Regions from separate parts of the Homo sapiens genome. Here all the other regions are linked to region 5. Evidence: chromatin loops called from intact Hi-C (ENCODE). Cell type or tissue: heart right ventricle. All regions are shown on one strand.

Region 1 (4,000 bases), 800 kb before region 5:
TGTATGGTAAGGCTGTCATAGAATGTCTTTAACTAGATGGCACTGAGGTTTAAAATAATATGTTTCAACAAGTTGGTACTGAATAATGCTTAAGACCACCATAAAAATTGTTAAAGAGTAACTGTCTTAATATATATGATTCTCTAATCTAGCTTTTATCTTTTTTGAAGCTTGCATCTAACAAAACCTGCTTTACCCCTTTCTTGTTTTGTTTGATACTAGAAACAAAATTTATGGAATGAATTTTGGGTATCCAAAAATATTTGTCCTACTTCTTTAGAAAAGTGTAAGTTTCAATCCAATGGAGTAATCTAATATGTGAACCTGTTATCAAAACCCGGTGTAAGTGACATGTTTCAAGTGTTTTAATAAACTCAAAAGTTTAAAGAAAAATAAATTTCTCCCCAATGTATAGTGAATAACAAGCTATGTTTTGTTTTCTTCAACCTGAGTTGAGAATACGCCACATAATGATAGATCTAGTCCCTTCACATATATTTGAACACACATAGTTCAAGACCCAAGTGGATTCTATCAGTTTTCAAATTAAGGCAAAAATTTATGTCTCCAAATTCAGGACTGTTCAAAGGCAGTCTTAGCCAAGAGACACCTCTGTTATTTTTTCCATGACTGTTTAAATTCCAAATAATAAGACTATATTTTTTTCTGAGCCTGGAAGTCTATGATAATTACACATTGTCTTTTGATACAGTTTATCTTTAAACAAACTTCAGACAGGTCAGAATAAATTGTTTTAATGTTAGATTGTAACAAATTGCTAGGCATATCATCATGTACTGCAAATAAATGTACACGTCCACGAAATAGGAAAAATTGGGCAGAGGTGAATTCAACCACCCAGCCATTTACATGAAATAGCATTACTCAATGCCATTTTTAACTTCCAGCTTTGTCTAGATGAGCTCATTCAAGTTCACCTCAGTTGGGTGAACTGAGGAATCTGGAGATTAAGATCCCATGCATGTGTGTGACTGGGTTCAGTTAGAATAACATTTTCTTCCTGCAGATCATTAATTAGAATGTTTTTAAAGGCAAAACAAAGCACACAAAACACAGTTTGCTGAAAATGATGTTAGTTTATTTACTTTGAAAAATCTACTTCTATAAATTCATATACTAAAAAATAAATTAAAAGATAAAAATGATGTCCTAATATATTTCCTATTGAGAAAGCAAAATAATTAGCAATCTTCATTAGTTGTCTAGAAAAATAATTTCCTCTTCAAGAAAGTTGCCTCTATTTGCTAAGCTGTTCTAACCAAATTTCCCTTTATCACACATGAAATTTAACTGGAAATACTAGTGGTCTGTTCTCACTTGATTTTTCTGCATAAGAGTTTAAAAGGCAGGGTTACTATGTAATCTAGTCTGGTAAATTCTTTTTTGCCTAGGCAAAAACACCAGTTTACTTGTTAAAGATGATGAAGAGTTAAGTCCAGAGTTCATATCACAATCTTATCCCATGACACTCCCTCCCCCTTTCACTTGATGAAAATATGCTCATGTGAAGTGAATTCTGAAACTGAATCCGCTGAACATGCTCAGCATTTGGTACCAGATTTGTACTGTGACATTCAAACTTCTGCCATGGCTATTGCAATGTAAATAGGAAATTCTAAATGTGATTTGAATTGCCCTTTGGGGAGTTTTACAATGAGAGACGGTACATTTCCAAGGTAGCCCATAGTTAATATGGAGCAAGTCACAGTGGTCGGGTTGGAGACTGTTCTGCTTCGGAGCACAGGTTGACAGGAAACTCTGCACGCCTTCAACCGGACCGAGGGAATTCGGCGGTTGACATAGCCATGTATAGTTCTGAAATATTTTCTCTTGTTAGAAATGTTTTAAATTAGCCCATGAAAATAAGCACCTTTATTATTCACATACAGTGATTCAGTTTGGAGGTGACAGCTGTCTACATAGATCGTAGTGTAGAGATTGGCATAAGCAACGACTGTTTTTTAATTAGCAACAAGCTTTTGTAATTATTAGAGGTCAGCATTTCCTGTAATTGAATCATGTATGCTAGCAAATATACTCTCACAGCAAGCTGGTGTGCTCAGACCTTTCCCACGAAATGCAACTATTAGGTACCATCGTGTTGCACACAGAAAATGCATGGTAAGTTCGGATTGTACAAAGATATTTCCAAGATTCTGAAAGAACTACATTCAATGGCATTGAATTTTATATATGTTGTGATATTAAATGATATAAAATTCTAGTTCTTTCTACCTATAAATTTAGACGTTGAGACTTTTAAGAAAAGTGCATTGCTGAAGTTCTCCACAAGAGGGCCATAGCTCCCTCATTCTTTTAAATTTGGATTCAAGCTCAAAAAAAAAAGTAAATGCTATTATTTTCTCCTCAAACTTGTTGTTTCATGTATCTTATATATATCATAAATATGTGATAATAAGAATAATTTGAAAAAATGATGGATGCATAAGTGTGTACAGTGAAAGATTCCCTGCTGGTTTCCCCCTCCCCCCTCAAACATAACCACCTTTAAAGTGTGCTGGGGTTCTTTCCACATTTAAGCTTATCATGTATTTTTTATTTTACACAATGTGATTGCACTAAAGATTTATTTTATGTTTTGCTTCTTTGTTTATTCACTAAACCATACATTTAGGCATCTTTCTATTATCAGTCTACACAGACCTGCCTTTTCTTGTATATGGTTTCAGAGTATTATTTTGTATGTCTCTAAAATGTATTAATAAATCCCCTACAGATAAATATTTAGACTATTTTTAGTCTTTTGCTATTAAAAACAATGCTGCAGTTAAAAATCTTGCATTTATTTCTTTGCACAGGTATAATTTCTCTGCATGTTAAATTCCCTAGCTGCATAATTATAAAGCTTGTTTACTTAAAACTGTGTCTATCCCCCTCAGAAAAGATGGTTTCACTGAATTACACTCACACCATATAGGTGTGAGAAGTACTTTTAGCTCTGACTCTGACAAATACTATGTACGTCAAACCTTGTAATCTTTGCCAGTCTATGAAAGGAAAAAAATAATATCTTGGCAGTAGTTAAAAGTTCTAGGTCTGTGATAACTTTCTCCAATTAATTATTTAACTATCCCAATTAAATTTTTTTTACTTTCAAAACTGTGTTTCACAAATTTTATCAAAGATGGAAGCAGAGTGACCAGAAAAGACATCACTGGGCAAACTGACCTGGCTTCCATAAACTAGTGAGAGTAAAACCAATGCTATATCTAAGTAAGTGCTTAGTAGTTGCTACAATAATTTTATATCATTTGAAAATTTTTGTTTATTATAAAAACTGTATAAAATACGGTGGTCAGACATTAGTATTCCTATCATACAAATTAGACTGAATATTTGGACAATGTTCTTTTTACTTCTTCGTTATTATGATCATCAATTTAAAGAACTTCAATAAAGAAACTTGAAGTTTCTTATCTAAATTTTACTTAACCTTCCAAGCCTGTTTTTTCCTTTCTCCTTAGAGAATGTCTATCACAATTTGCCCATTCTTTTCTTTTCATTCTAAGCTACAACACCCACCCTTTCCTCTCAGTTTTTAGCAAAGAACAAAATGCCCAGAATTGAAATGTCAAGTATTTTTTTCCTAACAAAATATTTTTATTACTAGATTAAATATACACCCAAAGTAGCAGATTGAAAATAATTACAACAGAAGCTGGCTAGTTTACTGAACCAGCTTTGTTCACTTTCCTTGGAGGAAAAACTGGTTATTTCAGTGATAGCCATATATATTATACATGACCTAAAACTATCCCATCAAGTGACAAGCCCATTTTGGAAAAGCGCAAAGCAGGCAAGGCATATCTACTGCCATTGCAACCATCCCCATATTTTTCCCATCTGAGTGCTTCTTTCCTCCTTTCCCCTGCCACCTAACTATGTTTAGTTTTGTCCCAGCAATCTAACTATGTTTAGTTTTGTCCCAGCAATCTCTACAGGGAGTGAAATATTCTGA
Region 2 (4,000 bases), 540 kb before region 5:
AAGAGAGAGATGTATATATATTAACAAAGGGCAAGATATACACTAAGATACCTGTACAAACACCTTAACAAACATCTTTTTCTTTTTCTTTTTTATCAAAAGAAGTGTGATTTCCTGTTTTATATATTGAAAACCAGCCCTCTGGTGACAAATGGAAAGCTGTGACTCTCAAGCCAGTTCACAAATCTTTTCCAAATCCTACTTCACAAATCAAATTTTCTTAATGCAAGGCTAGCTGCGTCACATATATCCTGTGTAATGTTTAACGAAGAACTTTCCCTTCTCTGAATCCTCAAAGCACCCTAGCAAACCACACGTACTCACAGAGTTGAATCCTGCCTGGAATTCTCCAGCAGTAGCCTAGCTTACCTTGTACCTTCCCCACTTAAGCAAGTTTGCAAAAGTAGCGCCTTCTCAACAACGTGTTTGGAAGGTAATAGGTTGAAAGGACATGACATAAAGGATCATGACAACAAAGGAGAGTATTTTGTTTTTCAAAACTTAACCCCTCTCTCACCAATCAGAAGGGTGCTCCCATACCAGGGTCCTGCCCTCAGGCCCAGCTCCTGATCCTCTCTCTTTGAAAGTAGGCATTATGCATTTTATTGATTCATTTATTGGGGTGGTGGGGGTGGTGCTTATTCCCCTTGCTTTCTAGCAAAGTGCTGAGGAGAGGAAGCATTTAATAAATCTGTTAATGACTGACTCAAAAGCAGTGGAGCAAGTGTGGAAAGAACCCTGACCTGAAATTTCCAAGAGCCACTGCCTTTCTCCTGAGCAGCTTGGTGACTTAGGCAAGTCATTGTCCAACTTACCTGTCCAGGGACCAGGTTTTTTGTTTTTTGGTTTTTGTTCATTTAAAAAAGCTTTTAAGCATGAAAATCTTTAGATGTTTATTCATTCTACCATAAAAATGTCATCAGTTTTTTTTCATTCTAAGGTTATTTATTAAACAATCCCATAATCAGATAGAGGTTTTAGAAGAAAGAATGAAGTTCTACGATTAACTGGTGAAAATGAGACCAATTATATTATACCACAGTATCTTTGCAAAACCCTAGAGTACTCTGAGAAGGAAATTATTCCTTTGCCTCATATATTCTTCTCTCTCTTTAACAGTGCCAATAAGTCTTTTCTCCCAATCTTCCTAAGAATGTCCACAAACAGAATCAATCTCTTTTTTCTTTTCTTTTTTTTTTTTTTTGAGACAGGGTCTCAATCTGTTGCCCAGGCTGGGGTACAGTGGCATGATCACAGCTCACAGCAGCCTCAACCTCCCTGGGCTCTGGTGATCCTACTACCTCAGCCACCTGAGTAGCTGGGACTACAGCATGCAACACCACACCCAGCTAATTTTTGTATTTTTTGGTAGAGATGGGATTTCACTGTGTTACTCTGGCTGGTCTCGAACTCCTGGGCTCAAGCAATCTGCCCATCTAGGCCTCTCAACGTCCTAGGATTACAAGTAAGCCACTGCACCCAGCCCAGAATCAATCTTATTAAGCCAAAAAAGTCCAGATTCTAAATATCTGAGCAAAACACATACACACACACACACACACACACATACACTACCAAAACAATAACACAACAACCACCATCATATTCTAAGAATATATTCTTAGAAGATATTACTGTTAACTATGGTTTTTTGCAAGATCACATGATATTTCAAACTAAGAAAAGCTGCATAAGTTGATGTCTTATAAGATCAGCAGAAATGCTCATACTTTAATTTTATTTATCTATTTATATTTTGGAAAGATGAGAACTTTGTACGTGCCTCTTTATTCCAGTAGGTGGCTCTAAAGTCCAATTGTTTATTTTTCTATAACAAGACCGGAGCACAAAATTGTGCTAAATTTGAAAAATAACTTAATGAGGAGTATTTTCTGCTTAGCTTCTTTCCTGTCAAAATAAAATAATTTTTTTTCATTCAATAGTAGTTGAACCACCTGAAGCTGGTTTATAGAAAACAATGCTAAACATAAAATGTTGCTATAATATGTTATAATATAACCTAAGATTCTTTGTATTTGTCCACAGATAGAATCCAGACTAACTTGGCAAAATTACTCCTCATTATGTGCTGTTTCTATAAAAAAAATAGTTTATTTGCACTTTGTATCCTATTAACCCTAGCTGTTCACATTTTCTTTTCCTTGGAAGTACACTGAGAACAGTTCTTTTTAAAGATTACCAGATTTAAAATAATAATAAAATAATGTGTGAGTTTGCTTTTTTCCCCTAAACTTTCCAGTTAAATACTTATAAGTACACTGTTTCATTCTGGAGTTCTATTTCCCCTTAGAAAACAATGGACTTCTCTCAACAGTTTGAATCACCTCTTTTTTTGGCATCTCTCAAAGGTTTAACTTATTAGCTTCCTTTCCAACAACATGTTGACATTTGAATTGTGACATATTAGAACTTTTCGGTGGCTTCTCGGAAATAGTGAGGTTAAAGAGACAATACCCTACAAGACAGTAAAACAGTGCAATTGTCTCTATTGGGGAATACTACTTAGACACACGTCAGGTCATTTTAAGAGAGTATTATGATATCATTATTTCTTTGTAGTCCACTATTAATCATGTCTCTTTTAATTCCATTTTAGATTTACTCAATCCAATGTGAACAGTCTAAGAAACAAAAGAAATTGATGGATACACTGTAACTATATATTATAAAGACAATTCTCTTTGCCAAGACATAGATCACTACTGTAATTTCCCTTTAAGAGTCCAGATTGTCATGTGAAGAATATTGAGTGCATACAAAATAAAAGACACGGAAGAGTGTTGATGTTGGCTTTATTTACTGGAGGTAAAAGGTGACATTCCAAGCCATGAAAGGCAAAGAAAAGCAAAGTGGATTTTAACTTCAGGGTGTTCTTTTCAATTTTAAGTGAGTTTTTATGGTGCTCATGAAACTGAGGTTTGAAAAGAACTGGCAAGCGCCAGATATAATGAGGGCAGATTCTGGGCATGCTTCCCCATATAGCAATAAGAATGTCCCTCGAAGTTCCATTTGCCATACCCTTACCAAGCTAGTCCTTTTCTCAAGGTGTTTCTACCACCTGATCTTCATTACCTCTCATCCCTTAGGGTTTTGGAGACACTTAAGCAACATTGTTTTCCTCTTCTAATTACAATGGCCCAAAAGTATAATTTGAATCCTTGAATCTAGGGATGTCTACATATAAATTTAATTTACTTTCTAATAACATTAATGGTATGCCAGCAGGCATTTGAGAAGAGACAGGAGTAATTTAAATGAAAACAAAATGAAAATTTGTAGCCCTGAAACAATATAGTGGGGAAATGATGGGATGTCATCTTAGAGGAATCAGGCCTTTCAGAAAATATACTTTTATGTTATAAAATAGATCTTTCAGCAAATAAAAATGCAACAAAGGAGTGATTTATATAGATTTTCTCACATATTTGTATATAATAAGTATGTTTGACCATGCTTATAAAATAGAGTTATAATGTCTTTAAAATCTGTATTCTCAAAATCTTGAGTATATTGCAGTCCAGTGAATTACATACCATCTGTGTTATGTGCCATAAGCAGAGACACTACTAATATAACTCTCTCATTTTTGTGTTGGAGAAAAATGGAAGGGAGTCAATTAATCTGTTAAGTTCCATAAAACAGTTAATAATGGGTCTCTTCTCCTATCAGGGTTTTATGTAAAAAGTTCTCTGGATTCAAAATAAAAATATCCTGGATCTGAAATTTTGTAATGAATATACCCCCAATAAATAAAGAGAGGTTCAAAAATATTCAACACTTAGAAAATTTTGAGTTAATATGAAAAGGTTGTTCATTTGTTATTTTTGCTCTCTCTCTCAGAATGTTCTATGAGAAGAAAAAACTCAATTCTTCCCAATATAAGGTGAAAGACAAGAAGAATGGGGCCTATAAGAAAATAGATTATATGGAAATTCCATTTTTTTAAAAAGTCATAATAAATATTTTAAAACCGTGTTAA
Region 3 (4,000 bases), 630 kb before region 5:
TATCAAAGTGCCTTCTTCTTGGCATCTCCACTTGACTGTCTCATATACAACTTAAACTCACCCTTTCTCCCTAAACTGGTTACCTCTGGTATTCCTCTATTAGTACATATAACCAGCATTCAATGTGTTATGAAGCTATAAATCCAGGAATTATCTCCACTACTTCTGTCGCACTGACCCTTAATATCCAATCCATCACTGAGTCCTGAAGTTTAGAATTTCCATATCCTTTTATTCACATATTCCTCATCCCAGTCAATGCTACCATTATGTTTCACTTGGACTACTGCAATACCTTTCAGAGGGCTCTCTTCTCATCACTCTGACTCCTGTCTATCTGCTTCCCATATATCAATCAGAATAATCTTTACAAACAGGAGAGCCTATCATCACTTACTTAGAGCATTTTGATAACTTTCTTATACTAGTATAATAAAGACAAACTAACTGCTTGAGCTCACAAAACATACATACATCAACTTTAAATCATCCCACATTTCCTCTTGCTTTCTTACTGCAGAGTCATTGACCATAGCTTCCTTTTACTAAAAGTTTCTTGCTCCCTCTCAGTGCAAGGCCTTTGTATATGTTCATCCTTCTCCTCTTTCCCTCCTCTTTGCCTCATTGGTTTCTACTCCTTTTGACATCCTAGCTGTATCATCACAGCCTCAGGAAGGCCTCCTCTGATTTTCCTCACTCAATATCCTTTTTCATAGCACTTTTCCTTGTTGTAGTTTCACATTCCTTCATGTCCTTTTTTGATTCTGTCTGTCTCATACCACAGACTACAAATTCTATGAGACTATGTCTCTGGGGGAAGTTGATTACTATAGTATAACAGGACCTGGCATATAAATGGTGCTCCAGTACACATTATTTGAAGGAACTTAATCTTGGACCCTTTGAGTTCAGTTCTATATCACAATGCCCAACATGGACCTCATCTTACAGGAGGGATGACTATACAAATACACATATGCTAATTATGGCAGGGTAGATATAATACTAACTGTGCTTAAAAGCTGCTATTTTTTAATACCTGTAGTCACAGGAATTGTGGTCAAATGAATTAGAGATGTTAGAGAACAACACAGTTTGTATGACTGATACTCAGGACTGAAAGAATAAAGCATTTAATTCATTTTGCCTTCTTAACATTGCTAAGACTGCAATTCCGGGGTCCTCTCTACTTACAGGCAGTATTACATGACCAAACTGCAATATAATAAATTTTTAGCTATATCTTATTTGTACTCTTATGTATAGCCATTATTTGAATTATTTTCTTCCCCAAAAAGAGGCTGTTTTAAGTTATGATGACTAAACTTAGACCCTACTGATTTTCTTTCTTTGTTTTTTTTTTTTTTTTGAGATGGAGTCTCGCTCTGTTGCTCAGTTTGGAGTGCAGTGGCAAGATCTCGGCTCAATGCAGCCTCCACCTCCCAGGTTCCAGCAATTCTCCCACCTCAGCCTCCTGGGTAGTTGGGATGACAGGCATGAGCCACCACGCCCAGCTAATTGTTGTATTTTTAGTAGAGACGGGGTTTCACCATGTTGGCCAGGCTGGTCTCAAACTCCTGACCTCAGGTGATCCACCCGCCTTGGCCTTCCACAGTACTAGGATTATAGGCATGAGCCACTGCGCCCTGTACCTACTGATATTCTTAAAACCACAGTAAGGGAACAAGCTGGGAATTGCATTATTTTACCTTCAGAATGGCCAGAAATATTTCAAACTTCAGCCTCTTGATGATTTCATAGATGAATAACAATGTGGTTGGTTTTACTAAAAAACAAGAAGCTTACAGGCCTTTCTTATTCTGCAACCCTGTCCCAGTGTTTAATAATAAAATTAATTGTTTTATGGCCTTAATGTTCAAATGTCAAAGACTGTAAATTTGCCGCACGAACAAAATTGAATGACCCTGCTTGGAAAATTTGTTTCTATTAATATTATAGGATCTGTTTAAAAAAAAAAAAAAAGCATCTGGACAGTTCATTTGAATGGCCACAAGAGAGCAGTAAGAAATTAAAGCTTAGGAAGATGACTCATAGTCACACTTACGTGTGTACTTTTTGCTATTAGGAAGAAATGAATAAAAAACCTACTTATATTTGTTCTTAAACTTGGCAATACAGTTTAGAATCTTTTTTTTAAAAAACAATTTAAGAAGGACAATATAGATAGCATCAGTAGATTAACTGAAAAGAACCTTGAATTAGAGCTTTTAGGAACCTCACGTTCATGCGTGAAAATGGAAAACAATAGTCACCCTGGGCAAAGGGACATCTTGAGAGGTCATCCAACACATCCCTGTGGATTATGCAAGCCAAAAGGTATGTGTCCCACTTACTAAGTCCCACAGAAGATTCCAGCATCTGTTTCTAAAGTATGGCCAATATTTTACAATGTTAACTATAGGACTTTTTTTTAAATGTCAAATTCTATCTTTTTATGTTGTAATTCAGCTACTATATTAAGTAGTATGTAGGGATACCCTGAATCTTTTTTAAAAGTTCATACCTATTTCTTTATGTGCCCCTGCCCTTTACTGCTCATACAAACTTGGCCATTTTTTACTTGGAATCTTGGATATCATGAATTTTAAAAATGAATTTTAAAATCATGAATTTGCAAAATGAACGGCAATAGCCTTAATATGTGAAGTACTATGAGGAGTCAGTCTGAAAAAAAGATGAAGAGTAGAAAAGTAGGCAAAGGCTATGAACAGGCAATTCACAAGATTAGAATTATATACTCAATATACATATAAAAATTGTTTATGTGAATTTTTAACATTTTTAACCTAATAATTTCCCTGCTAAGAATTTATCCTGTGGTAACAATCAGACTAATAAGAGTATAGATTTTAAAGTAAAAATAATTGGGAAAGTAAAAACTTAAATTATGTCAAAGAAGAAGAATTTGTTAAATTAATTATAGTCATACAAATGGGGTATAAGGAAAGCCATTACAATACTATAAGTAAATATTTATTGACATTGAAAGCCATGGAACATTTTAACTTTCAATAAAGTTGAAAACATTATATATAGTATGATTCCACTTAGGAAAAAATTGCGAATGACTGCATAGAAAAATATTTGGATGATATACGCCAAAACAGCAATTATGTCTGGGTAATCATCTTATGGAGGATTTTCTTTTTGTTCTTTTTTAGAACTTCTTGTAGATTCTGAATTTTTCTTACTGTTTGTTTGTTTGCTTTGGTTTATTTTAACAATTAACATGTGTTACTTTTTAAATTAGTAAAATCACAAAAAGCTACTTCTATGTTAGAAGAAGAAAATCCTCAGATAATCTTAAGAGTTAGTTTGGTGAATTTGTGAGGTGTTTAAAATTTAATCCTTATGTAGTGAGTTGCAATGAAAACATGGCTTAATAAAATATAATTTATGACATCTACGTTTTCATAATAATATGAAAGAAAAATATATAACAAGCTACCAGGGTATATTGAGATTTTGTCTACATGCAGCTAATATAACTAGGATATTTTTAAATCAACTGAAATGGATTTCATAATTTATAATGTAAACAGCTTTTATTTTTAGGAAAAAATAAAAGTCCCCCTCACCCCTTTTACCCGTGAACAGGCCAGTGACCTGACCTTCAACCTATTTCACTTTTTCTAAATGTTCTAAATGGCCATATTCTTACATAGGCCCATATTTAATCTTTAATTAATATGAATATTTCAGAACGGCCTTTACTTAATATGTGTTCTGTATAGCTGAGGATATAATAATAAAATTAATTACAGAAGAAAGTTCCAGTTACTACAGATTTGGAAAAGAATACTATGTTTCTTAGTATAAACTACTAGCAAGTATTTATTTTTAACCATGTTTAAATTGCTTCTATAATTTCTAAAATTATCAACTACTAAATATTTTTTACAAACCTAGTAATAGATTAGATCTCAAAATAAAAGCACAAGATAAACAGATGTCATCTCCATCTTAAGATGTCAAACTG
Region 4 (4,000 bases), 790 kb before region 5:
TATTTAGGAACAGATAGAGCCTCTCCTCTGGTTTCTTACACAATCTGTCATCAGTACTTTCCGTAACACCTCAAAAAGATCTTTTGGCATAGCTTCTGTCCCCATTCTTTTCAAGATATCTGGTTCTGCTTCATGTTGTCTCTTGCTGGAATGCTGGCAATGGCCCCAATTGGGCTATCATCCTCCAATCCAATATGCACATTGTCATCAGTCTGATCATGACATTCCTATGGCTACCTACGCACCTAAGATTAAGCCTTCAGCAAGGTGTTAAAAACCCGTCACTTTTAAGGAATCACACAACTCTCCAACATCAAACGTGTCCCTAAATCCTGTCCTCTAGCCATGAAGCAAATGTAATTATCACTTTGAATAAAACACTTTACTTATTTACACTGTTTCTTCTGACTGGTGAATTTCTATTCACTCTTCTAGCCCCAATTCTAATGCTACCATGTAAGGACACCCTGATTCCCTCCTGATGGTGTTGACTATTATTTAGGATGCTTTCATCCTTTTTACAAGTCTCTGTTAGTAGCACTTGTCAGATTGTTCTGTGTTAATTTTTCACGTATCTTCCTGAATCAGTCTATTGACACAGAGTGTCTCTCTCTTGCTGGGGGCTGGAGTGCAATGGCACGATCTCAGCTCACTGCAACCTCCACCTCCCAGGTTCCAGTGATTCCCCTGCCTCAGCGCCCCCGAGTAGCTGGGATTACAGGTGCCCACCACCATGCCCAGCTAATCTTTGTATTTTTAGCAGAGACAGGGTTTCGCCATGTTGGCCAGACTGATCTCGAACTCCTTATCTCAGGTGATCCACCATCTCAGCCTCCCAAAGTGCTGGGATTACAGATGTGAGCCACCGCGCCCAGCCACAACACTAATTTTATTCAATTTTATGTCATCAGCGTCAAGCACAGGACCGTGATCCATAGTAAATATTGAATAATTGTTTAATAAGCAAATGAACATGTAAACACACCATACAGGGAGCCAGTGTTCTGTCTTTTTATAGAGCAAGCTTTTTACACAATTATGTATATTGTACTAGAGAAGTTTGCCTGCTTGCCTGCCTGCCTCCCTTCTTTTCTTTCTTTTTTCTTTCCTTTCTCTATCCTCCAAGCATTGATTGAGTGCCTTCAGTATTTTAGGTTCTATGTAAGGTGTCAGATGCATTGAGAAAACTAAAACGTTGCCTCCCTCCTAGAAGTGTTCTCAATTTTAATGTGAAGGAAAACAGTAAAGTAATAATAAACTTTGGGTACCAATAGTTTCACAGGAACCCCCTCCATGGTTGTAATTGAACTGTTGAGTTGTCCTCTGCTCTCTAAAGGTCAACTTTTGAGATGAGCTTTGAGAGCAAATGGAGACCTCCTTATAGTGCCTTGATACATTAGCATGTGCAAAAACCATTGATAGAACCAATGTCTCAGTTGTTTCTGGAGAATAGTATCTGATGTTGAGGATAAAAAGTGCATTGTCCTGAAGGTCCACATGCCTGGGTTCTAGTTCTAGCTTTGCTACTAATTAGCTATGCCCTTGATTCAGTGATTCAATCTATTGCATATCTTATATCTGTAGATTGAGGGTGCTGGTCTAGACTCCAGATCAATGAATCTCAACTAACAGTTAAATTACAGGATTCAAAAACATGTATACATTAAATTTATATTTGACATAAATATACATTTATATTTATAGCTAATAAAAATAATTATCTATTGGACATTATTTATTGGATGACTAATTAGGAAACATAATTTTATATGTATGTGTGTGTATATATATATAAAACTGTTTCCTAATTAGCCATCTAGTATATATAGTGTATGTGTATATATATATACACACACACACACACACACAGTGTGTATGTATCTATAGTGTATAGCATATAGTGTGTATATATGTAGGTATGTATATATAGTGGATAGTGTATGTGTGTGTATATATATATATACACACACACAGAGACACATATATATGTATATATGTACAATTTCCACCAAAGAGTCACTAAGTTAGAATCACCCAGGGGAGGCCAGGCCATGCATTTTTAGCAAAAAGCTTGCCAGTGATTCCGAGAGACACTGGCCTGAGCTAAATCTATTTTCCATGATATCATGATATATTTGAGGTCTCTGGGCCTCTACTTCTGTCTGTCTGGCAGGCCCCCACCCTCATGGAGCTGTGGAGACTCTCATCCCACTCCAGTCTTTCTCCTTTAATAGGCTGTGAGAACTAGGAACATTGTTTCAAGAAACAATCAGATCAGTAGCTGACATCATAGGTCTTCCTGAAAGAAAGGAAAGAGATGCAGAGCAGAGATAAGACCAAAAAAGTCCCCAAATGCACATGGGCTGCTGGTAATCACAGCTAGCACTGAGGCTATCTGCAACTTCTTGAACTTTAAGAGGGACCCAGTCATTCTGGTGTCCTGACTCCCAAGTATTTATTCTCTGACTGAGGCATAAAGATCCGGGTGAGCTAATGCATCAACCGATGAAAAATGAACAATTAAAACAATGAAGTTGTCGGTTCTTTTACCAGATTGCAAATAAATAACCTGCCTGTCAGACTGGCTGCTCTGCTGGACCATTAGTTTAATACAAAGACATTCTGAGGAACGGGTGGATGACAGCTGATCTATCACCCCAGTGGTTCCAGGCCTTTGATAAAGACCTGAGCAAAAAATGCTGTCATAAACCACAAAAGGTCAATCCCAATTTGTGGGAAGCAAAGTATTAAATGAAATTTGAATACACCCCTCTGCCCATCATGAAAGCCATAGGCTTTTTTTTTTTTTTTTAACCGGCAGGGTGTTGGATAGTTCTTTTAACAAACCGAAACACTTTTCTTTCTGCATATGCTTATTTAGCTTGTTAGAGACATTGTGCTGGTATATATGGCCATGGAGTTTGTAATTGCCACAGTGGAGGGAATGTGATCTTAGACTCCACAATGTATCTTCTTGCCAGGCTGAACAGGGTCTTACTACAAGGTGGTAGTAAGACATTCCATGCCATGGCAAATACTAAAACAGTCCTAATTTAACAAAAAGTCAATTCATTGCACTTTCTTATATGTGCTATGTCTATATGCCATCGCATAAAATATTTGCCAGCTAGAAATATTGTTCATTGGCAATATTAGATAAAGCCATATATAAAATAATTCAATAAGGATATATTATTGAAATTCTCTAGTTAATATCTCATTTGTCTTTAAATTTGATGGAAAAGTAATCACCTTTCAGAAGTCACCTTGAAGAAAATAATTATTATTTCTCAGAAGCATAAAATACAATTATAAAATTTACCCTACAGTTTACAACTAGGCAAGGTGCAATATTTATGAAGATTAACTAATTTCTTTCTCTAGTTGACTTTGTCTCAACTTGAATCTTAGCAAAGCTGATCCTCAATTTTTATCGAAAATCAATGAAATTACTGAGAAGTCAACAAATCAAAACAATAAATTTTCCCCTTCCAATTTTTTGGGGTATTTACCTATATTTAGGTTATATCTTCATAGTCAAAATGTTTATGTTCTACCTAAGTCAAAACAGCACTATCTATTTATTCGTATTTTTTAGTACATTAACTGATTAATTCAGAGTAAAATGTACCTTTAATATGGAGAAATACCTTAAATCTATACAGATGCTATCAGTAGAGGTTTTGTGGTCATTTAGTTGCCCAGAATGATTTTAACTAGGAAGAAGTATCAGCTACATTACTTCAAACTGGTTTGACCAGTTCTTCCTGTGGCCTGGATGGCTAATTAGGAAACGAGATGAATAAGAAATTAATGTAAAGCTTTTCAGGCTGATTTTCCTACCCAGCAAGTTAAACCACAGCTTTGCCTGTTATCTGCCTTTGTGATCTCTTCAAGGTTATATAATACTGTACCTCTCACTTCCTAAGAAGAAGCCCTGAGAGACTGGAAAAAGCTCAGAGCTCATTTCTGAGAGTAACCTGGTTCTGTTCCTGGTTTT
Region 5 (4,000 bases):
CAGTCCTCTTTATTTAGTCTCAGGGCTCCAGCTTTCGGCCACCGGCTCAATTAGCCAAAATGGAAACAATTTTCATTCATTGCAATAACTCACTGTTCTGGAGATCGCTTTCAAAATACACACTTTATTATACGCTGACCTCGGTGGCGTGGAGTGGCAATAAAAGAAAGAGGCAGGGAGATCTATCTAGCCCCCTTGGGCTATAATTATTAGAAATTAATTGGGTTCAGGACCCTGGGTAGCCTAGCTAAATTAATAGCTTGTCTAGTGGTTTAAATCCGAATTTTCAGTCCACAGGAGAGAAAGGGAGAGAGTCACAGACATGAAATGCAGACCCAAGGGACGCCTGAGTTTACTTGCAAGACACTCATCTATTAAATAGTGTCCAGAATACATTTGAGTTGAGGAGGGGGGCTGAAGTAGGAGGGAGCAGGGGCGACAAGAAAGAATGGAGCAAGATGGGGAGGGAGGCTGAGAGTGAGCGAAAAGGTCTCGAGTTGATTTTATTCGATTTTTCTTGTCTGCATTGTTTTCGGGAGGGGTTGCATTTAGGGGTTAAAATAAAAAATAAAGATCCTGTGTACTCGGAGCTGTCGTGCCGGAGTAAAAGTGAAAAGGGAGCCTTAGGCAAAAGGAAATTACTGCGAGCCCGCGTGACCTTTCAGGGAGGTAATCAATCAAGTGATCAACAGGGATATTTATCATCGCTATATAGGACTACTTCGCCCTGCACAGGCGGGGTGGGGGTGGGGCTGGGGGAGCGAGAGGAGGGTGGAGACACGCGCGCACTCACACACACACACTCACAAAAGTTTGAACAAACCTGATAAGCCTCGAGATAGAACACGTAGGCTTTAATGTTAAAGCTACCTGATTTGTCTGACATTGTCAGAGAAATACACACACATACACATATAAGCACACATCCAGGCAGCAGCGGCTGCATGAAGGTGTTAACTTTGAATGATCCGCCACGCTTTGCCCTAAAAGGGAAGCTTGCAGAGAAATGCGCGCTTTGAACGCCGGCGAGGCGACAGCTCAGGGCTAGCTCGGCTTCCACGTCCAGCCAGGGAAAGGGAGCCACGGGCCGCAAAGGGCGCGGGGCGGCTGGGGGCACCCCTCTCCACAGCGTCTCGACGCCGGGGCCTGAGACACGGAACAGCCTCCTCTTCCTGCGAAATCCTCGCGCTGCCGGGGCGGCATGGCACAGCGAGGCGCGCTCGGGACCAGCCGGCTCAGCGAGTACGCGCAGCTGGTGTTCGGCGGCCGGGCGATTTCTGCCCAGTTACCTTCTCTACCTCGTAAAACTTGCCGTTTTGTAAATTGCGTTTTCGGTCCCAGATTTCTTAGCAAATCATTCGGTTTTACAATCCTACTCCCTCCCCCTAGTTCAACATCCTCCCATCCAACTTCTGATGTGTATATAAGGTACGGGGAGCAGGGAGCGGTCAGGGTAGCTGGCTTTTAATAATAATGACGATGATGACATTAAATAGTCGATTTAAAATCTGGGCCCCCGCCCCGCTCGGGAATTATAATCAGCAGTTCTTTGGAGAGAACGTCGGGCTGATTACTAGCCCATGGGGTTGAAGAACCATTTCCCGAAGGGTTTATGAAACGCAGGTTGGAGTGATGCGCGCCGCCTCCCAGGTGGCGAGCCTAGGTTCCTGCAGTGTGGGAATGTGGGGCCGCGCCAGGGCCGTGCCTATTGGCACCAGGTGCTAAGCTCGCGGTCCCCCACCAGCCGCTCTGGCCGCCCTCTCCGGGCTCGGCGCGGCCTCCTCCCGCACAGCCTAGTCTGCGGCGCCCTCGCCTGGTTTCTTTGGCCGCGGCAGCTCTGGTGCTCACGCCGCTTAGGGCTCCAGCTGTGCACAGTAGCCGCCTGGGCGTGGGGGTGGGAAACAGCTGGAGCGCCCCGGGGAGGCGCGGGTTGGGGTGGAAAGGAACCCAGCAAGGAGGATTATGAGGCGAGCAAACTCCTGGAGCTGCTACCGGTTTAGAATCAGGAGGAGCAACTTCACGGGGCACGGAACTTGAGCTCCGGAAAGAAACCAGACTGTTCCTGAGCGATGCCCTGGGAAGTTTGGACCTCTTGGGGTCCCTTCCATTGAAAAAAGAATTACTTGGAAGAGTATTTCTCAAAGTGTAATGTGCATACGAATCGCCTGGGAATCTTGTTAAAATGCAGATTCTGATTCAGTAAGCCTGGGGTGGGGCCCAACATTTCTCAACAGGCTCCTAGGTGATGCAGATGCTCCTCGAAGTGTAGTCGCAGACCAGCAACATCAAGCATCGCCAGGATTTCAATAGAAACTCAAGATCTCAGGCCCCAACCAAACCTACTAAATCAAAATTGACATTTTAACAAGTGATTCACTAGAACGTTGAAGTTGGAGATGCACTGCAATAGAATGTGCCTGGCCAGGTTTTCTTTCTTCTGTCTTAAATCAGGACGCCTCTGTGATTGAACTTCATTTCAAATCCTGCTTTCTGCCGTGGTCACGGGAGAGGATGGAGTCAACGAACCTATCCACGTAAACGCTACATCTCCTCTGGCCCACTGCAGAAACCCTAGACTAACATGCATTGACCACTGAGCTTAGGGGCCAAATGCCACCTGCAAGGCTTCCTTGATTCTTGTCTGATTGACATCTCTTCCAGCCACTTTCCTCAAGCCCCCCTCACCCATTCAGTATTTTGCTGCCAAGTCTATGGCTTTTATTTCTCCCTCCTTACATTACAGTTTTTTGTTTACAGATCTTCCTTCCCCTTTCAGCTGTGGACATCTTGAAAGAGATTATGCCTTATATTCTCCACTTTGTTTTTTCATCTGCAGCATGGAAATAGGCATTTCTTCCCACATAGGATTAATATATAAAAATGCTTTGGAAGCCATGGTTGCCATTGTTAAGAAAAGATGGCAGTATTCAGATTTCAGGGCCATTATACCTTAGATAAATTCTGGGGTCACAAGATTGAGTTGAAACACCTTAAGTATCAAACCACTGGAGGTACAAATCCCAGTCCTCCCTTTTACCAGTTGCATAACTTTAGGCAAATTATTGAACCTCTCTGAGTCCCAGTTACCTCCCCTGTATTATTAGAATAAGTATGTACATCTTGCAGAATACTTGTGATAATTAAAGACAATGTATACAAAGCACCTAGTATGGCGCCTGCTACATAGTAGGAATTTAATAAATGGAGCTATTTAGAGCTCTAAGCTCTAACATTTCATAGTCGGCAAAATAACGAGGGTGTGCGTGTGTGTGTGCATGTCTGTGTGTGAGAGAGACAGAGAGAGAGAGTCAGGGGTCTTGGATACTGCTCTTCCCATTCCCATCTGCAATAAGATAGTTGCCTTTAGTCAGCAGACTGCCCCTCAAGTAGCTGAAGCCTGAGGACTTTGACATACATAGAACTGACTGGTACAATTAGATATTAACATTTCAGTTTAAATGCACATGTGTGTGTGTATGTGTGTGAGAGAGAGAGAGAGAGAGGAGAGAGAGAATGGTTTTAGCTATGGTTTTTGGTTTGTTTTTTGTTGTTGTTGTTGTTGTTGTTTTGTTTTGCTTTGTTTTGAGATGGAGTCTCGCTCTGTCACCCAGGCTGGAGTGCAGTGGCACGATCTCGGCTCACTGAAACCTCTGCCTCCCGGGTTCAAGCAATTCTCCTGCCTGAACCTCCTGAGTAGCTAGAATTACAGGCACACACCATGAGGCCCAGCTAATTATGTATATTTAGTTGAGACATGGTTTCGCCATGTTGGCCAGGCTGGTCTTGAACTCCTGACCTCAGGTGATCCGCCTCCCTCGGCCTCCCAAAGTGCTGGGATTACAGGAATGAGCCACCATGCCCGGCCCCTTAGCTATGTATTTTTAAGGGATTCTTGTGTGCTTGTGCTTTCACAACTCAGTTTCATATAAGTCAACACTACACTCAGTTCATCTCGTACAAGCAGAGTCCTGACCATCTCCCAGTCAGCCTGTGGCAGCAG
Region 6 (4,000 bases), 76 kb after region 5:
TGTAGTGGCTCTCACCTGTAATCCCAGCACTTTAGGAGGCTGAGGCAGATGGATCATCCGAGGCCAGGAGTTTGAGACCAGCCTAGCCAACATGGTGAAACTCCGTCTCTACTAAAAATACAAAACTTAGCCGGGTGTGGTGGCACATACCTGTAATCCCAGCTACTCAGGAGGCTGAGACAGGAGAATCATTTAAACCTGGGAGGCAAAGGTGGCAGTGAGCTGAGATCACGCCACTGCACTCCAGCCTGGGCAACGGAGTGAGACACTGTCTAAAAAGAAAAAAATAAATAAAAAATAAAAATAAAAAAGAAATTCAAAAGGATTATAAAAGGATTATAGTCAGATTCTGAGAGGCTGGTCCTCAACTATAGGAACAAGGAAACAGTCATTTTTTAATGAAAAGTAGCCCAATACTAATGTGTGTCTGAAGTCTTAATCAGCATGATGTCATGGAAACTAAACCTATTTGATACCAGCAGATGTGACCCACTTTTTCTTTTTCATTGCATTTTGTTTCCGGTTTAATGTTCGGGAATGCAGTGGTAGACTCTTGTCCTACCTCCTAGCAGTTTTGTCTGCAAAGAGCTGTTTTCCCATCCACAGTCTTCCAAAGAGCAAACTGTCAATGGAATGATTTTGACGAATAAATGACTTGTTTTGCAATACAAAAGCAAAAGTTACAGCCGATAAACAATCAACTTAGTAACAAATGTTACATATTAAAGGTATATGTCAATGAAGGATAACACTCATTATGGAAAAATAAAAGCTAGAGAGTTACAGGAGATATGCCAATGTTCTCTCATCATACTGCACAATATTATAATAATTAGGCGTTCAAAGGAATAGATGATATTCCTTTGTACATACTTAAGATGTGGAGGATAAGACTATATATTATCCCTTTTTTAAAAAGCTCATTTATTGTTGTATCACAAAAGTAAAGCTGTTTAACCTGTAGAGCAGCTATTTTGTTTAGGTCTTCACCTGTAATTTTTGAAATTTTTGAAACTGTGGTGCCATTACTTACCAACGCGAGAAATGCACTTTATAAAGTGTAACTGCTCGGGTTGAGGGGACCAACAAGAGGATCAGATCTAAGAGAAACCTCTCCCAAAGACTAGTCTTCACCCCTCCCCCACTACTCCTTTGAGAAGGAAAGAGTAAATGTTAGCCTTGGGTACAAAATTGGCATTGTTTTATTTATTTCTTGCTTTATTTCTTGATATAAAAAATGTGAAAAGCTTACAAATTTCTAGGCAAAAAGCACACTTCAGGATTTTTTTAAATGTAAGCAAAAAACCTCTATGGGTATATAACAAGATCTGAGCATAAACTTTAACAGAACAAACTAAAACCTGCTAGCTTATCCTCTCTTGCTCCTGCCACAGACCATCTACCCACAGGTTCTCTTTGTTCACTGCATTCAGCAGCCTTCTCTGGAGCTGCTCTCCTTGTCTACCCTGGAGTGAAAGAAGGCATAGTTTTCATAGTACAAAAGTACTCACATACTTTTGTACTCCTTCAACCAACATTTAAAAAGTAATATTGTACAAACTTGCAAACTGTTTCTGTCTTCAATTTACAATTTTAAATAGGCTGATTTCACTTTACAGAGTGGGAGAAAAAAAAATCTAAGTCTGCAGTTATTCATGTGAGTGGGCTTTTTGCTACAGGTGAACAGATATTGCCATCTACTGTTGAGAAAAAATAAAAGAGTTAAGCCAAAAGTTTTCAGCCTTCTTGAGGTCTTGACAGATCATAAATTTAAAATGGAAAAAAAAATGACTTTATGAAAGTAGTCAGTTTCTTTTTACTTATACAGCTATTTAGCATTTGTAATTTGAGAACTAAAGAGAAGAAAAAGCATAATAAACCAGAAAACTTTCTTCTCTAAAATCAGAAAAATTGCTGTGAGTAATTATTCTTAGTTTCGATTAAAGTTGAAAGCAAATCATGTTTTACTGAGTTCCATTTGGCCCACAATATTAGCTGCTGCAATCGAGAAGAAATATAAGTAATGTCTCTTTTTAATTACCTTAACTTCATTTCAAAATTTACCTTATGAATAGGTTAATGTGTTTTATCATAAAAATCACTGGAAACACTCATGGCAAAGTCAGTTTTTTTTTGTTTTGTTTTGTTTTTTTTTTTTTGAGACGGAGTCTCGCTGTCGCCCAGGTGGGACTGCGGACTGCAGTGGCGCAATCTCGGCTCACTGCAAGCTCCGCTTCCCGGGTTCACGCCATTCTCCTGCCTCAGCCTCCCGAGTAGCTGGGACTACAGGCGCCCGCCACCGCGCCCGGATAATTTTTTTTGTATTTTTAGTAGAGACGGGGTTTCACCTTGTTAGCCAGGATGGTCTCGATCTCCTGACCTCATGATCCACCCGCCTCGGCCTCCCAAAGTGCTGGGATTACAGGCGTGAGCCACCGCGCCCGGCCCAAAGTCAGTTTTTAACTTTACATTTAGCTATTAATATTCTTTTGAAAAATAGAGTAGCTACCACTTAGCCTTCTTTAGGCCTCTAGTAGTACATACTTAAGCTCAAATTTACAGAAAGCCCCTTTAGGGCAAAATGCTACCATAAAAGCAATGCATCTGAGTCAGAGAACCCAGCCATGTTCAACTTCTCCCACAACCTCTCCCACTAGGAAAGGGAGACAGAGCTCTGAGCCTCAGATCAATCAATGTGAGGAATGACCTGTCTTTATTCTGGTGGCTGGTGTTGAGCTGGAGGAAATGATTTGGTGGCCGAAATTCAGTTGTTTTTGCACATAAAAAAGTATTTTCCCCTCTAAAAAATATTTATTTAACTCTGTCAACCACCACACCAAGCACCACACCACGTCCTGTAACAGCTATCTTGTATTCGAATGACGCGAATGTGAAGCGTAATGTGTGGATTGTGAGGAACAAGCCCCCACCATGAATGTCTGCGAAGAAAAGGGAAAAAGACCTTTAATCTTTGCAGTGTATTAGGCCAAGTATGAAAGCTGACTACACACTATGCACTATGGAGGATGTGTCTGTGTGTATATCTGTGTGTGTGTCAAGGGGCTGATGTTTTTAAAATTGGTAACTGATTTTGCTATATTGACAGCTCCGGTTCCAACCATTATGATTTATTCTGCTGGCTTCATTAAGATATTGTCATCATAACTAAGGCTGGTATAGCATTTACTGTTCATAAAATGCTCTCATGCATGTCAAAATTTGCTCGTTTAACATATGTGTACTAAATACCAACCCTGTGCGAGGTTCTCGCAAGCTTCAGGAATACAAAGCTAAAAGACAAGGTATCCCATCTTTCAAAAAGCTTCACAGTCTGGGGAGGTGAAAGGGAAGCAAACCTCACAGCTGGATTTTAAAACAATGTTAGATGTCCCATGATAGAAGAATGAAGGGGCGCTAAGTAAAATGAAACACAGTAGCTCTGTTTCTGCTTGGAGGGACACAGCCAGGATCCAGGAAGGTGTAAGTAATCGAAAACTAAATAGCACATGATCTAGCAGAGAAGGGACATTTTCTGAAAACCACAGATCATTATGGGATACCACAGGCTCACTGAGTATCAGCAGGTGAGTCTGGTGAGGAAGTGTCAGGCAGAGGTGTCCTGGGCATATATGCCTAGTGTCACATAGGGAAGGTAAAAAATAAAGGTGATAAAAGGAAAGCTTACAAGCAGAGAAGGAGCAGAGTGTCCGCAATCCCCTGAACTCTCATTATCCCACAGTTTCGGCCCTGTGTAGATGGGCCACATGTCCATGGCTAACAGTGCAGTAGAAAGGGACCCTGCCCTACAATCCTGTAGGGAACAGGGAACATCTATGCACTTGGATGTCCCGTGGTCACAGAAGTAGCTTGATAGAAAGGGAGGGTCGGGTCTCTGCAGCCCAGAAACTGGCATCCACCTGTTCTAGTGGGCTAACTCTAACTTGCTGAGCCAACTTTCTACTCATCTACCAAAAACGGGAACATGAGCCTCCAGTACATC

What was found. Hi-C counts contacts between places; a loop is a spot of excess contacts. Peaks named below come from ENCODE experiments on the same cell type or tissue, not always from the same donor. Only the 100,000 strongest peaks of a DNase experiment are listed, where the experiment ranks them.
Region 1: it touches region 5 in a loop (7-fold over the local background); 43 of 110 quality-filtered maps call a loop at or near these places.
Region 2: it touches region 5 in a loop (6-fold over the local background); 95 of 110 quality-filtered maps call a loop at or near these places.
Region 3: it touches region 5 in a loop (7-fold over the local background); 51 of 110 quality-filtered maps call a loop at or near these places.
Region 4: a loop joins it to region 5, with 7 times the contacts of the local background. A loop is called at or near these places in 41 of 110 quality-filtered maps.
Region 6: it touches region 5 in a loop (8-fold over the local background); 14 of 110 quality-filtered maps call a loop at or near these places.

The regions. Positions count from the first base shown.
Region 1 is chr3:168,862,820-168,866,819 of GRCh38, forward strand. No RefSeq gene overlaps it. Among named protein-coding and RNA genes, the nearest start is that of LINC02082, 37 kb to the right of the region's middle. In heart right ventricle, a CTCF peak has its summit at 2,315 (motif pointing right); no DNase peak of the experiment used is centred here; H3K4me3 peaks cover 973 bases.
Region 2 is chr3:169,131,567-169,135,566 of GRCh38, forward strand. The region is part of intron 3 of MECOM (MDS1 and EVI1 complex locus); the gene reads right to left. Among named protein-coding and RNA genes, the nearest start is that of LINC01997, 130 kb to the left of the region's middle. In heart right ventricle, a CTCF peak has its summit at 1,804 (motif pointing right); no DNase peak of the experiment used is centred here; H3K4me3 peaks cover 1,204 bases; H3K27ac peaks cover 3,911 bases.
Region 3 is chr3:169,039,811-169,043,810 of GRCh38, forward strand. The region is part of intron 1 of LOC107986051 (a long non-coding RNA gene); the gene reads right to left. Among named protein-coding and RNA genes, the nearest start is that of LINC01997, 39 kb to the left of the region's middle. In heart right ventricle, a CTCF peak has its summit at 2,011 (motif pointing right); no DNase peak of the experiment used is centred here; H3K4me3 peaks cover 503 bases; H3K27ac peaks cover 1,169 bases.
Region 4 is chr3:168,874,235-168,878,234 of GRCh38, forward strand. No RefSeq gene overlaps it. Among named protein-coding and RNA genes, the nearest start is that of LINC02082, 26 kb to the right of the region's middle. In heart right ventricle, no CTCF peak of the experiment used is centred here; a DNase peak (open chromatin) is centred at 2,177; H3K27ac peaks cover 2,422 bases.
Region 5 is chr3:169,667,472-169,671,471 of GRCh38, forward strand. No RefSeq gene overlaps it. Among named protein-coding and RNA genes, the nearest start is that of MECOM, 5.8 kb to the left of the region's middle. RefSeq lists an enhancer at 1,642-2,143. In heart right ventricle, CTCF peaks have their summits at 1,813 and 2,021; DNase peaks (open chromatin) are centred at 1,113 and 1,820; H3K4me3 peaks cover 1,952 bases; H3K27ac peaks cover 1,338 bases; H3K27me3 peaks cover 3,914 bases.
Region 6 is chr3:169,743,098-169,747,097 of GRCh38, forward strand. No RefSeq gene overlaps it. Among named protein-coding and RNA genes, the nearest start is that of ACTRT3, 24 kb to the right of the region's middle. In heart right ventricle, a CTCF peak has its summit at 1,704 (motif pointing left); no DNase peak of the experiment used is centred here.